4 separate regions of the Homo sapiens genome follow, and regions 1, 3 and 4 are each linked to region 2. Evidence: chromatin contacts called from ENCODE Hi-C or POLR2A ChIA-PET data. All regions are on one chromosome and are shown on one strand. Each heading gives the region's core, a stretch centred on a gene start or an enhancer-like site at or near the end of the contact. The rest is flanking DNA. Distances are from core to core; before and after follow the strand shown.

The links. Hi-C counts contacts between places; a loop is a spot of excess contacts on that map. ChIA-PET counts read pairs that join two places held with the same protein, here RNA polymerase II (POLR2A). Pooled maps may share reads with other maps.
Region 1: a pooled map shows a loop between it and region 2 (13-fold over the local background). The contact joins the promoter of H3C4 here to the promoter of PPP1R10 in region 2. A Hi-C loop is called at or near these places in 4 of 50 pooled maps. POLR2A ChIA-PET finds 5 or more read pairs at or near these places in 2 of 52 experiments (A673 and CD8-positive, alpha-beta memory T cell).
Region 3: a map of naive thymus-derived CD4-positive, alpha-beta T cell shows a loop between it and region 2 (9-fold over the local background). The contact joins the promoter of H2BC5 here to the promoter of PPP1R10 in region 2. A Hi-C loop is called at or near these places in 1 of 168 maps with a recorded cell type or tissue (naive thymus-derived CD4-positive, alpha-beta T cell) and 1 of 50 pooled maps. POLR2A ChIA-PET finds 5 or more read pairs at or near these places in 2 of 52 experiments (CD4-positive, alpha-beta T cell and WTC11).
Region 4: a pooled map shows a loop between it and region 2 (5-fold over the local background). The contact joins the promoter of TEAD3 here to the promoter of PPP1R10 in region 2. A Hi-C loop is called at or near these places in 1 of 50 pooled maps. POLR2A ChIA-PET finds 5 or more read pairs at or near these places in 2 of 52 experiments (BJ and activated CD8-positive, alpha-beta memory T cell).

The regions. Positions count from the first base shown.
Region 1 is chr6:26,195,940-26,198,639 of GRCh38, forward strand. H3C4 (H3 clustered histone 4) reads right to left here and starts at 1,347. Exons shown (of 1, transcript NM_001376937.1): 1 at 845-1,347. The coding sequence starts at 1,311. The coding sequence ends at 901. RefSeq lists enhancers at 474-1,075, 588-697, 1,076-1,676, 2,419-2,478, 2,509-2,568 and 1 more.
Region 2 is chr6:30,615,797-30,618,674 of GRCh38, forward strand. It overlaps PPP1R10 (protein phosphatase 1 regulatory subunit 10), which reads right to left and starts at 1,447. Exons shown (of 20, transcript NM_002714.4): 1 at 1,428-1,447; 2 at 682-1,202. MRPS18B (mitochondrial ribosomal protein S18B) reads left to right here and starts at 2,044. Exons shown (of 7, transcript NM_014046.4): 1 at 2,044-2,147. The coding sequence starts at 2,070. RefSeq lists an enhancer at 1,705-2,273.
Region 3 is chr6:26,156,543-26,159,375 of GRCh38, forward strand. H2BC5 (H2B clustered histone 5) reads left to right here and starts at 1,580. Exons shown (of 1, transcript NM_021063.4): 1 at 1,580-2,065. The coding sequence starts at 1,628. The coding sequence ends at 2,008. H1-4 (H1.4 linker histone, cluster member) reads left to right here. Exons shown (of 1, transcript NM_005321.3): 1 at 1-573. The coding sequence ends at 508. RefSeq lists enhancers at 1-266, 211-290, 1,020-1,771, 1,911-1,960 and a silencer at 581-630.
Region 4 is chr6:35,495,307-35,498,328 of GRCh38, forward strand. TEAD3 (TEA domain transcription factor 3) reads right to left here and starts at 1,773. Exons shown (of 13, transcript NM_003214.4): 1 at 1,592-1,773. TULP1 (TUB like protein 1) reads right to left here. Exons shown (of 15, transcript NM_003322.6): 15 at 2,568-3,022. The coding sequence ends at 3,021. It overlaps LOC124901309 (a long non-coding RNA gene), which reads left to right and starts at 2,827. Exons shown (of 2, transcript XR_007059561.1): 1 at 2,827-2,901. RefSeq lists enhancers at 17-802, 1,749-2,679, 2,680-3,022 and silencers at 1,581-1,630, 1,811-1,940, 1,951-2,280.

The DNA of each region.
Region 1 (2,700 bases), core at 97-2,596, 4.4 Mb before region 2:
AGGCTGGAGTGCAGTGGTGTGATCTCGGTTCACTGCAACTTCCGCCTCCCGGGTTCAAGCCCTTCTCCTGCCTCAGCTTTCCATGTAGCTGGGACTGCAGGCGTGTGCCACCACACCCGGCTAATTTTTGTATTCTCAGTAGAGACGAAGTTTCAATGTGTTGGGCAGGCTGGTCTCGAACTCTTGGCATCACGTGATCCGCCCGCCTTGGCATCCTAAAGTGCTGTGATTACAGGCCTGAGCCACCTCGCCTGGCCAAGCTAAGGAGTTTTGAGGCCAGCCTGGGTAACACAGTGAGACCTCGTCCCTAAAAATAAATACAAATTTTTAAAAATTATTTGAATAAAGTTGGGCCTTGAAAACAAACGAGGGCATCTTCGTGCTAAGGAGTGCAGCGCCTCAGGTTCATTCCCGCCAAACCAGGCAGTGTTAGGAAAATCAAGACCGAGGCCAGAAAAGCCGCTGCAGTCATGCCCAAGACAGCTGTCCTGGCAGCCGAGAGGCCCAAGAAAGCTTGGGGCGTCCTTATTCCGAAAAAGAGTACTAAGCGGACCCCAAAAGCTTTTGCTGGTGGAGGCTGCTGGAGAAGGTTGGTTGGTCAAAGGTGGCCAAGAAAGTTCCCAAGCCGGAGGCATCCAAGCCTAAGAAAGCGGCCCCCAAAACAAGGAGATATAAGAGTACCTTAAAGGCTGTTTTAAGAACTCCCCAATTATAATAAAGCTTTTTGCACCAATTCCGTGAGGGGAGGGGGAACGGATAGAGGCAAGAATGCTTACTTACCTTGAGTGAACAGAGGTTCCAGTTTACGGACAGCAACAGTAAACAGCAACTTTTATAGAAAAGGTGGTTGGCTCTGAAAAGAGCCTTTGGGTTTTGGTTAGCACACATTCACAAGACAATTTACGCCCTCTCCCCACGAATGCGGCGAGCAAGCTGGATGTCCTTGGGCATGATAGTCACTCGCTTGGCGTGAATGGCGCATAGGTTGGTGTCCTCAAACAGCCCCACCAGGTAGGCCTCGCAGGCCTCCTGCAGCGCCATCACCGCCGAGCTCTGAAAACGCAGATCAGTCTTGAAGTCCTGCGCGATCTCACGGACTAGACGCTGGAATGGCAGTTTGCGAATCAGCAGCTCGGTCGACTTCTGGTAGCGGCGGATCTCGCGCAGAGCCACCGTGCCGGGCCGGTAACGGTGGGGCTTCTTCACGCCGCCGGTGGCTGGAGCGCTCTTTCGAGCAGCCTTGGTGGCCAGCTGCTTGCGTGGCGCTTTCCCACCCGTGGACTTGCGAGCAGTCTGCTTGGTACGAGCCATTGCGAACTTCTAAACCCTGCTAAATGACGAAAAAACGAAAGTCTAGCCTTTCGTACCCGTATATATAAAGACACCCCTGTTCTGATTGGACAAGGCAGCCTTTCCCCTGCAGCTCGATTGGTGGAGACGCCCACTCCCTGACAGAACATCTCCTGCATGTAGACCAAATATTAAAACTTTCCTCCGTCCATCTTTAACTGCTGGTGTTTTCAACCCTTTCCCCTCTGTGCCATGTTTCTAGCTTTTATTTAAAACGTACTTTGGTTTTCCTTGGCAAAATTGTGTCTAGCTACTAGGATGACGTGTCTTAATTTTTTTTTAAATGTTGGCGCTGAAACTGGCTTTGATCAACGTTTTAAAAAGACGCGCGCTAGTTGTGATTGGCCAAGTGATTTCTTTTTACCCTCTTAAGTTTAGAAAGGTTAATTTCATATCTTGATTTGTCTATTTAAACTTGGAGATATTTTCAATAATTTGTTCCAAATGCACCATGACTATTAACTCATAAGTAACAATATGAAACCTGATGTTAAGCTACATGAACACATTTAATTTCACCACAATATGTCATCCTCATATGAAAGCACTCTTATCTTTTACAAGTTCAACTGGTATTTGTGTAATCTGCTGTAAAAAAAAAAAAAAAAAAAAGCCAAATTTATAAATGGCACAAAAAGACCAGTGTGCCCTTTTAGTCATGCTGAACACTGTGCTAAGAAGCTCCACCTAAGGGCCGTCTGGCTCCAGGGGATGTAGGTTTGTATTCCTATTGATAATTAATTAGGGTTAGCTCAGTAGAGTTGAAAGTGGCTTGCAAAAACAAACCCAAAAAATACTTACAAATTACAGGTTATTTCGTATCATTAAGATGCATACAAAAGACAATAAAACATTTGTTCTGGTTCTGTTGCTTTAAGTCACTAACTATATTTTTATGTAAATGTAAACACTGACAAACATTAACTTCTCTCCTGTATGTCTCAGGCCTTTTAACAGCTTTGCAATCCTAACGAGCCGCTGCATTGATCGATTTAAATTACATGTGACATAAAGTCTCTTTGCATTTTAATTAGTTTGCTTTTTTGGGTTTTTGTTTGTTTTGAGACAGTCTCGCTCTGTCGCCGAAACTGGAGTGCAGTGGCGCGATCTCGACTCACTGCAACCTCCGCCTCCGGGGTTCAACATTTTCTCCTGCCTCAACCTCTTAAATAGCTGAAATTACAGGCGCGCGCCACCACGCCCGACAAATTTTTTTATTTTTAGTAAAGACGGGGCTTCACACCATGTTGGTCAGGCTGTCCTGGAACTCCTGACCCTGTGATCCGCCCACCTTGGCCTTCCAAAGTCCTGGGATTACAGGCGTAAGGAACCGCGCCCCGCCAATTTGCT
Region 2 (2,878 bases), core at 197-2,696:
TATCTTGTATGTACTGGCACTAAGATTATATTTTGTCCTAAGTGTCTTGCAATCTTTATTCCTAGATTGCCACCTATTTTAACCACACAAATATACCCCAAGCAAATTACATTAAAATTGAGAGGATTTAACAGTCATTTAAAAAGTTATAGCGAGCTATTACTTCTCTCTGCCCATCTCCTTACCCTGCAATCTTTATGTACAGATTGCTTATTAATCTGGCAAATTGAAAGGCACCCTGCTTGTCTCACACACAAAGAAGTGGTACTTCTGGGCCACAAGATCCACCATCTCTTGTATGTGAGCTCATTAACCCTTTTGAAGACTGCTGCTAACCAGAGGAAGGTAACCATTCCTCCTTATATAAACACATATGGCTTTGGCAGTCTGGAAATTGGCTGGATTACCAAGGGTTAACCATCAAAATCCTCACTTGCTGGCCCTCCCTCCACCCTCTCTTTGCCTGCAGCAAGGCAGGGAAGAGATAGGTGGTAGGGGAGAGAGAACAAGACTGTTTAGACCCACAGGCCCTTTTTAATGGAGATTAAGTGACCAGATTGGTCCTTCTCCAGTTCTCTATTTGTTCTATGGTCTCATTTCTTCCTCTCATTATTTTTGGTTTCACAACGGGAAACGTTGATTTCTTGTTGCAAGGCTGGTTTTTGAAAATTCGACACTTACTATCCAATTTTTTTGCGACGTCAGCACCTCGGGCTCAGGGGGGAGGGGGTAAAATTTTGGAGGAAAAAAAATAAAACAACCAACCAGGACCCAAAACTCAATTATTTAGGGGGCCTCATTGGATCAAAAAGTCTTTTAAAAAATAAAGGCCAACTCAGTATTCATTTCCCCCCCACCCAACTCCATTTAGGGAGGGGGGTCGCAGAAAAAAGTTCTGAGTGGATTCAAAAAAGTAAACGCTGGATGAGTGAATTTGGGTGGTTTGGGAAGGGAGGGTGGTTGATTATTTTTGAAGTTATGTAGTGACGGTCCTTCGGCCACAGATTTCAAGTCCCAAGCAGCGTGGGCTGGTGGGGTGGGCAAGATAGGTGGGAAGGGGCAGAAGACACAAGTGGTTGGGCTGGTGGCTGCTGTTTTCCCTTTCCCCCCTCTCTCAGGATCCTTTCAAGGGCTTAGATGTTGCTGCGGCTTGTTTCTGTTTTCCTCGTGGCCGGCCTGTCTTTCTCCGAGAAAATTCAAACCTGGGATAAAAGGAACACAAGGGAGAAAGATGTAATCAGTACGGGTTGCTTCAAAACACTCACAAATGCCATCTTTGTTGTCCCCAAACAAACCTGTGTCCCATCCTGATCGCAACCGCTTTAAGCCGTGGCTCTCAAATGAACCCATCCATCCCTATCCCGCTTCCCAGATCCAACGCTCTCCGCAAAATTTTACCCACTAGACGACAAAGTAGGCAAACTTACCTCTAAACGAACCCCAGAATGGCGGCCGCCCGCTCGGGTGGAGTCTTTTATACCCGGACGCCGCCCAACGCGCCCAAACGTGCTAGTGAAACGCCCTTGTCGCGAGACATTATACGCGAGGCGTGAACTCATTGGTCAACCCAAATGACAACTCGCCAACTGATTGGCTACTCTCACTTCACCTTTGCTCCGCCCCTTTCCCTGGCACTCTCTTCCGCCTCCTTCCTGCCTCCCTGTCGCGTGCGCGTGACCAGGAGCCTAGCACCTCCCTTTCCTCTGCTTCCGCCACTTCCGCCCTGGAGAACATTTCTCACCCAGGATTGGTAGAAACCTAAGAGCGCATGCGCACTGAGAGGATACCGCTAAAAATCGCCTTCAAAATTGCTTAAAAGGCAAACTTTAACAATGCGATCTAAGAGTCGTAGTGACTGGCCAAAAAAAACCGCAATTTTGGGGTCTAATTCGATTGTGACGCAGTTGAAATTAGCTTCTCCCCCATGCCTTCCCTTTCACGCTTCCGTCCTGACGCAAACGTGGGGCCGCCTTCCGCACTGCGGGCTTGTCCTTGGCCCTGCCCTACTCAGTTTCCTGAAGCATGCGCAGTTGCCTTTCCGTCAATTCCTGTCCTGGGCGTACGTCAAGATGGCGGCGTCTGTATTAAACACCGTGCTGAGGCGGCTTCCTATGCTATCTCTCTTCCGAGGTTCTCACAGAGTTCAGGTAACTCTTCGAAAGACATTTTGCACAACCTCAAGTTGGTTATACCTTCTCGAGGTTGTCGCTCCACTGTCAGGAATCCACGAGTGGAGACCTTCCCACGTGTGTCTTAGCTGTCTAGGCAGTACTTCCTGCAACCCCCCCCCCACACCCCGCGCATTTTCTAATCCCGAGCCGAGGACTAAACGCCAGGGTTAGGTATCATCCTTTTTCCAAAATGCCATTTCAGTAAAATAACTTAAGTGATGGAATTGACCCCTGTCCACCCTCAGTCATGCATAACCAGCTTTTTAAAAATTATTTAACTAATTAAGGGGCCATGCTAATCTCTGTATCGTTGCAATTTTAGCATAACATATGTACTCCCCAAGCGAGCGCCACAACCAGCTGTTAACTATGCAAGTGGTGACTAAATCTGTGTTGCTCTGGAATGTCCTTGGGGAAATTAGGGATCCCAATTTCTACCAACCTTGCTATTTCTCAATAAGGTCAGGATATATTCTTACGACCTGAGGACAGTTTCTCAGCTCTCTTTATTAAATCAGTTTCTTATCGGAGTTATGAGAGCTTAACTCCGTCCTTTGAATTGAGGTTTCCCTCCAGTCTTGTGTACTCACCTCTCTGGAGGTTCTTGGTGGGGCACGGTGAGATAGGAAGGCTTGCCCAGCTGCCACTCCCTAAAGTGGGACTGAAGAGTGGTGACAGAGGTCAACACAGAAATAATAACAGCCTTG
Region 3 (2,833 bases), core at 330-2,829, 4.5 Mb before region 2:
CAAGGAGCGCAGCGGCGTATCTTTGGCCGCTCTCAAGAAAGCGCTGGCAGCCGCTGGCTATGACGTGGAGAAGAACAACAGCCGCATCAAGCTGGGTCTCAAGAGCCTGGTGAGCAAGGGCACCCTGGTGCAGACCAAGGGCACCGGCGCGTCGGGTTCCTTCAAACTCAACAAGAAGGCGGCCTCTGGGGAAGCCAAGCCTAAGGCTAAAAAGGCAGGCGCGGCCAAGGCCAAGAAGCCAGCAGGAGCGGCGAAGAAGCCCAAGAAGGCGACGGGGGCGGCCACCCCCAAGAAGAGCGCCAAGAAGACCCCAAAGAAGGCGAAGAAGCCGGCTGCAGCTGCTGGAGCCAAAAAAGCGAAAAGCCCGAAAAAGGCGAAAGCAGCCAAGCCAAAAAAGGCGCCCAAGAGCCCAGCGAAGGCCAAAGCAGTTAAACCCAAGGCGGCTAAACCAAAGACCGCCAAGCCCAAGGCAGCCAAGCCAAAGAAGGCGGCAGCCAAGAAAAAGTAGAAAGTTCCTTTGGCCAACTGCTTAGAAGCCCAACACAACCCAAAGGCTCTTTTCAGAGCCACCCACCGCTCTCAGTAAAAGAGCTGTTGCACTATTAGGGGGCGTGGCTCGGGAAAACGCTGCTAAGCAGGGGCGGGTCTCCCGGGAACAAAGTCGGGGAGAGGAGTGGGATTTTGTGTGTCTCCGGAGCTATTTTTGACTAAGGCGTCGCGTCGCCCAAGCCGGAGTGCAGTGGCGTCATCTCGATTTTGCGTTCTCGAGTGTCGGAGTTGAACCCATTTGGGCCTCCCTTGTGCTTTGCACTTTTAGCAGGCCCTGGCCTCCAGATAGCATGGGAAAAAAAATGTTGGGATTTTCCCGGGTTTCTAAGCTGGGTTTTTCCGAGTTCCAAACACGGCACAGTGTATCAGTTTCTGTGCTGGTTACAAGCCTACTGGTTATCCCTATCGAGTATGGCAGGCAGTGAGGGACTTCAGAGGAGTACGTCTTAGGACAAGTGGCATAGTACTGACATTATTTCCGAAGGGCTACATTTCAAGTGCTTGGGGAGACTACTGCCACATAACTGAAAATTAGAAACCGACACTGCAGAAAAATACTTGGTCCTTAAATGTGGCATTTGGATGGATTAAGGACTTGCCGAAACGTAAAACTGACAGACTTGGGGGGGGGGGATGTCCCAATTAGCACGGCTTCTGTATGCAACGAGTCCCATACTTTGTTAAAGGAAGAAAGGAATGTGAGTTCTCCTAATCTGTTAAGTATCTTTCGGTGTAAGTTCTGACACCACAATGTTAAAAAAGTCGGATCTCAAAAACCAACTGCTCCAAGCGAAGTGCACAGCTGTCTTGCCTAAAGAGGCCTATTTATAGTAGCCTCGGGTAGTCTGGTCTGGGCTTTCTCATTGGGTACAAGTAAAGGAACGAAATAGCCAATGAAAAGGTAGACTTTTAAGTGTCGTTTACATTGGCATTTGTGACGACACTCTAAAATTAATCCAATCATAAACGAAATCTGATTAACCTCATTTGAATACCGCATCTATAAATGAACAGGGCCTCGGCGGGAGTGATTATTTTCTCAGGTGTTTGCAACAGTGTTCTAACTATTAACGCTACGATGCCTGAACCTACCAAGTCTGCTCCTGCCCCAAAGAAGGGCTCCAAGAAGGCGGTGACTAAGGCTCAGAAGAAGGACGGGAAGAAGCGCAAGCGCAGCCGCAAGGAGAGCTATTCAGTGTATGTGTACAAGGTGCTGAAGCAGGTCCATCCCGACACCGGCATCTCTTCCAAGGCAATGGGGATCATGAATTCCTTCGTCAACGACATCTTCGAGCGCATCGCAGGCGAGGCTTCCCGCCTGGCGCATTACAACAAGCGCTCGACCATCACCTCCAGGGAGATCCAGACGGCCGTGCGCCTGCTGCTTCCGGGGGAGCTGGCCAAGCACGCCGTGTCGGAGGGCACCAAGGCCGTCACCAAGTACACCAGTTCCAAGTAACTTTGCCAAGTAAGCATCTTTACACCTAATCCCAAAGGCTCTTTTAAGAGCCACGCATGTTTTCAATAAATGAGTTGTAATCATTTCATTCAAAAGGGGGGTTATTGGACTTAGCACCACAGTACCAATCTTTAATGTTACGTTAGTACTGCAGAGGAAATAACTTGGAAGTTACAGGGAATAACAATAGGTACTAGAAATTGAGTGCTATGGGTACGTATTAGATCGTTAGCTCATTTAGTATCACATAACACTAGCATAAACTGAAAGTATTGTAAATGTACAGCTCTTTGGTTTCCGTGTGCAGATTTCCAAGTTGATCGTGATGTTGATCCGGGACTCGGTGTGGTGACGGCCCGCCCTGAGCACGAAAGTGCACGCTCTTGACAACTTCCTTATGTTTGGAGCTTTCTCCACCACCACCCCCGCCCATTTTCTTGTAAAATTTTTACCATGCAGATATGTAATAACTGCAAGTAAAGGCTGAAGACAATGTGAGCTGAACACGGAACTATTACAAAGGTTTCTGATTTGTTTTGTAATTGGGCCAGTTTCTGTCTGAAGCTCTTAAGCGAGTGGGGCAGGGAAAGGCGGATCCTAGGCGCTGAGGTGCAGGAAAAAGAAGCAGCTTCTGAGACACCTTAAAATTCTTTTGCTAAACCGTCTTTTTCTGAAAGTCATTTAATTTATAGGTTTTTTTTTTTTTTTTTTTTTTTTTTTTTGGCAGCTTTCAGGTTAAAAGTCCTCCGGGTAACGGCAGAAACCAAATAGTCAATCATTAAGGTGCCTGACTGCACGTAGGCAATAGTTATCGCAGGACTGAAG
Region 4 (3,022 bases), core at 523-3,022, 4.9 Mb after region 2:
CCATGTGATGCTTCTGTACACTTAATGTGCTGCTCTGTCCTGGCAACCACTGACCACTCTAACAAGCCATTCCCCAGCCCAGATGCGCTCATTAGCATTAATGACGTTCCCTCCCTGGGGGGGTAGGGGAAGGCCCAAGAGCTTGGGACTCATACTGGCTCCTACCCTCTCCCTGAGGAGGGGGCATCCAGGGCCCCTGAAGTTACCCTTACTGGACAGCCTTGTCCTGGAAGATCTGTGCACTCTGCCCACTGGGTGAGCAGGGACCCAGAAGACCACAGAACCACATCCTTTAGGGAGTGCCCCTACGAGAGGGGTCTTGGTGGGAGGGGGGCTACAGGAGTCTAGAAGGGAGAGGACATAATTCCCCCAAATCTCCAACTTTTGAGGAAAGCCTCCCCTCCTTGCCCCAGGTGGCCCCAGCACTGGGGTGGAACATGTGTACAGAGAACCAGGCCACAAGAGACTGGATACGCAGAGCCGCTATGGGCACCAGCCCCTCTGAGCTGTGTCCAGCCCCTACCCCTATGCCCTGTTCTTCCGGACAACAAGTCCAGGCCTGACCTGGTTCTGCCCCTACCTGGAAAGAGGGAAGACACAGAAGAAGACAGCCCCTGAGAAGTCCGCCCCAAGGCCTCCTTCCCCCTCGCACTGAAAGAATCTCTCAGCCCTGGATCAGGGCCCCTCACCAGGAAAGTTGACAGAGCGGGGTCTCAATGACACTGCCCCAGGGCCCAGCTGGGCTGGAAAACAGATCCAGACCAGCGCTCCCAGCCCTCCCTCCCCTAGCAGGAATAAAGGGCATGACAGACAATGGTGGGGACCGGGGTAGGAAGCGGGAGACCAGCCACCCTCAAACCTTGTCAAGTCTAAACAAGGGCCCTGAGCAAGTGTGGGGAAGAAAAGGCCCCAAATCCAGACCCCTCCGAGCCAAGCTCACAGCGCTCAGGGCTGGAACTCTGAATCAGCACCCCGACGCAGGCGGCAGAACTGAAGGGAACGTGAGCCCCTCCCTGCCTCTCAGGGGACACACGGCCGGGGCGCGCGGCTTTGGTCCCAGACACCCTCCACAACCCAGCGCAGCCGCGGCACCGCGCGCAGAAACCGGCCTGGGCGCTGGGAGGCCGGGCCCGAGGCCTGCGTGGAGCTGAGGCCGGGCGGGCTCCGGGAGCGCGCGGGCCGGGAGTCCAAAGGGCGGCGGGGCCCGGGACTGGGCGCCCCGGATATGAGCTCCAGGGTGGCAGGCAGGCCCTCCACACTGTGCGGCCCCCGGATCCCCGCCCCGACCCCCCAAGCACGGACGGCGGGACAGGCGACGGCACAGGGGACACGGTCTCCCCGGCTTCCCCACCTTCCCGGACCAACTCGTCCCCGTCGCGGGGGGGTGGGGAGGGCGGGGGGCGGGGCTTCCCGGAGAGATTTTCCCCCTTCCCTCTAAACTTCCCGGCACCCCGATCCGGGGCTCCAGCTCCGGCTGGACAATAGCTCGGGGACCCAGTCCCCCTCGAGTGTCGCCCCCCCAGCCAGCCCAGCCGACCAACCAAACCACCTCTCCCGAGCGGGGCCTCCTCCCGGCGTCCGCCCGGCTTACCTGGTCCGAGCTCGCGGGGGCGCTCCGGCCGGGCCGCTCCGCCGGGCCCGAGGGAGCCGCAAGGGGGGCCGGGGAAGGGGGGTCGTGGGGAGGGGGCTGGCCGGAATGTGCGGAATGAGCCGGGCTGGAGCGGGAGGCGCCGAGCGCGGAGGAGGGAGCGAGCGGGACGGAAAGTTTGTGTTGAGGAGCCGGGGCGGGGGTGGGGGCTGCGGGAAGGAGGGGGCGGGGCGCGCAGGGGGCGGTGCTGGCCGGGAGGGGCGGGGCCGTCCAGCCGCGCTCGGGCCGCCTACCCCGCGGCCTCGCGACCCGGCCACCCCGGCTGGCGCGCGCCTGGGCGCCCCGCTCCTCGCCCGCCCGTGCGGAGCTGCCTTCCTCCCCCTGCGCTCCGGGCCTCGCCCCGCTCCCGGGCACCCGCCGGAATTTGGGGCTCCGGCCTGGGGCGGGGCCGAGGGCGGAGCCCTCGCCTCGCGGGCAGGGCTCCCGTCGGTGCCGGGGGCCGTGGGTGCCGCGTCACGAGGAGCCCGGCAGAGCCGGAGCGCACGGGCCCCGGGGCTCCCGGCCCCTCCACCCTAGTCCCGAGCCGCCAAGGCGGAGCGTACCCTCCAGCTCGCGGGCCTGCCCCCCACTCCCGGGGCCCCAGACCCGGCTCCGCCCTGGCGGCTGCGCCCGCCCTGCCGGGACCCGGTTTGTCTGGTTCTCCCCGCGTGGCTAGTTTCTCGAATTTCTTCTCCCTTTCTCCCTCTTCCCCGACCTCCGGGACCCTCCCTTTCGCCCCGGCTCCCCGGGCCCCCACGGGGGGCGTCTCGACGCTGTGCGGCCGCCGAGTTTCGGTAGGACCCGCGACGGGCGCGGGGAGGGGACGCGGGAGCGCCCGGGGCCTGGGCAGGAGTGGGACGGGGGTTGAGACTTCCAGCTCGCGCCTCGGACGCCTCCTGCCGCCTCGTTCTCCGCACGCGCTGAGGAACCACCGCTCCGCTTGGCCAAGGACGCGGCTTTATTGGGGATGTGGGTGCCTGGCCCTCGTCCCCCATCACCTACCCCCTCCTCCTAGCCCGCCCCAGCTCCTCGGAGCCCTAGCGCGGTCCCGGGGAGAGGGGAGGTTAAAACAACAATGACTACTGCTCCCGGACAGGAAGTGACTGGGGCGCGGGGAGGAGGGGGGCACAGCGGCGCAGGCGAGCTCCGAGACCAGATGTGCGGCTCCAACTCCAGATGTTCTTCATCTCCGTCCTACCCGCCGTCCGGGCTCCTCCTGCCTCGGCCTGTGCCAGGCTGGGGAGAGGACGGAGGTCACCGAGAGGCAGTGAGAGGTCAGCCCCGACACAGGAGCAGTTTTCCGCGGGAGCTTTGCTGGAGGGACCCTGCCAGCCTCCACTGAATCCTTTCCCCCACGCTGACGGGCTCTGGGGGCGCTGAGGGGCTGCTGGGGTC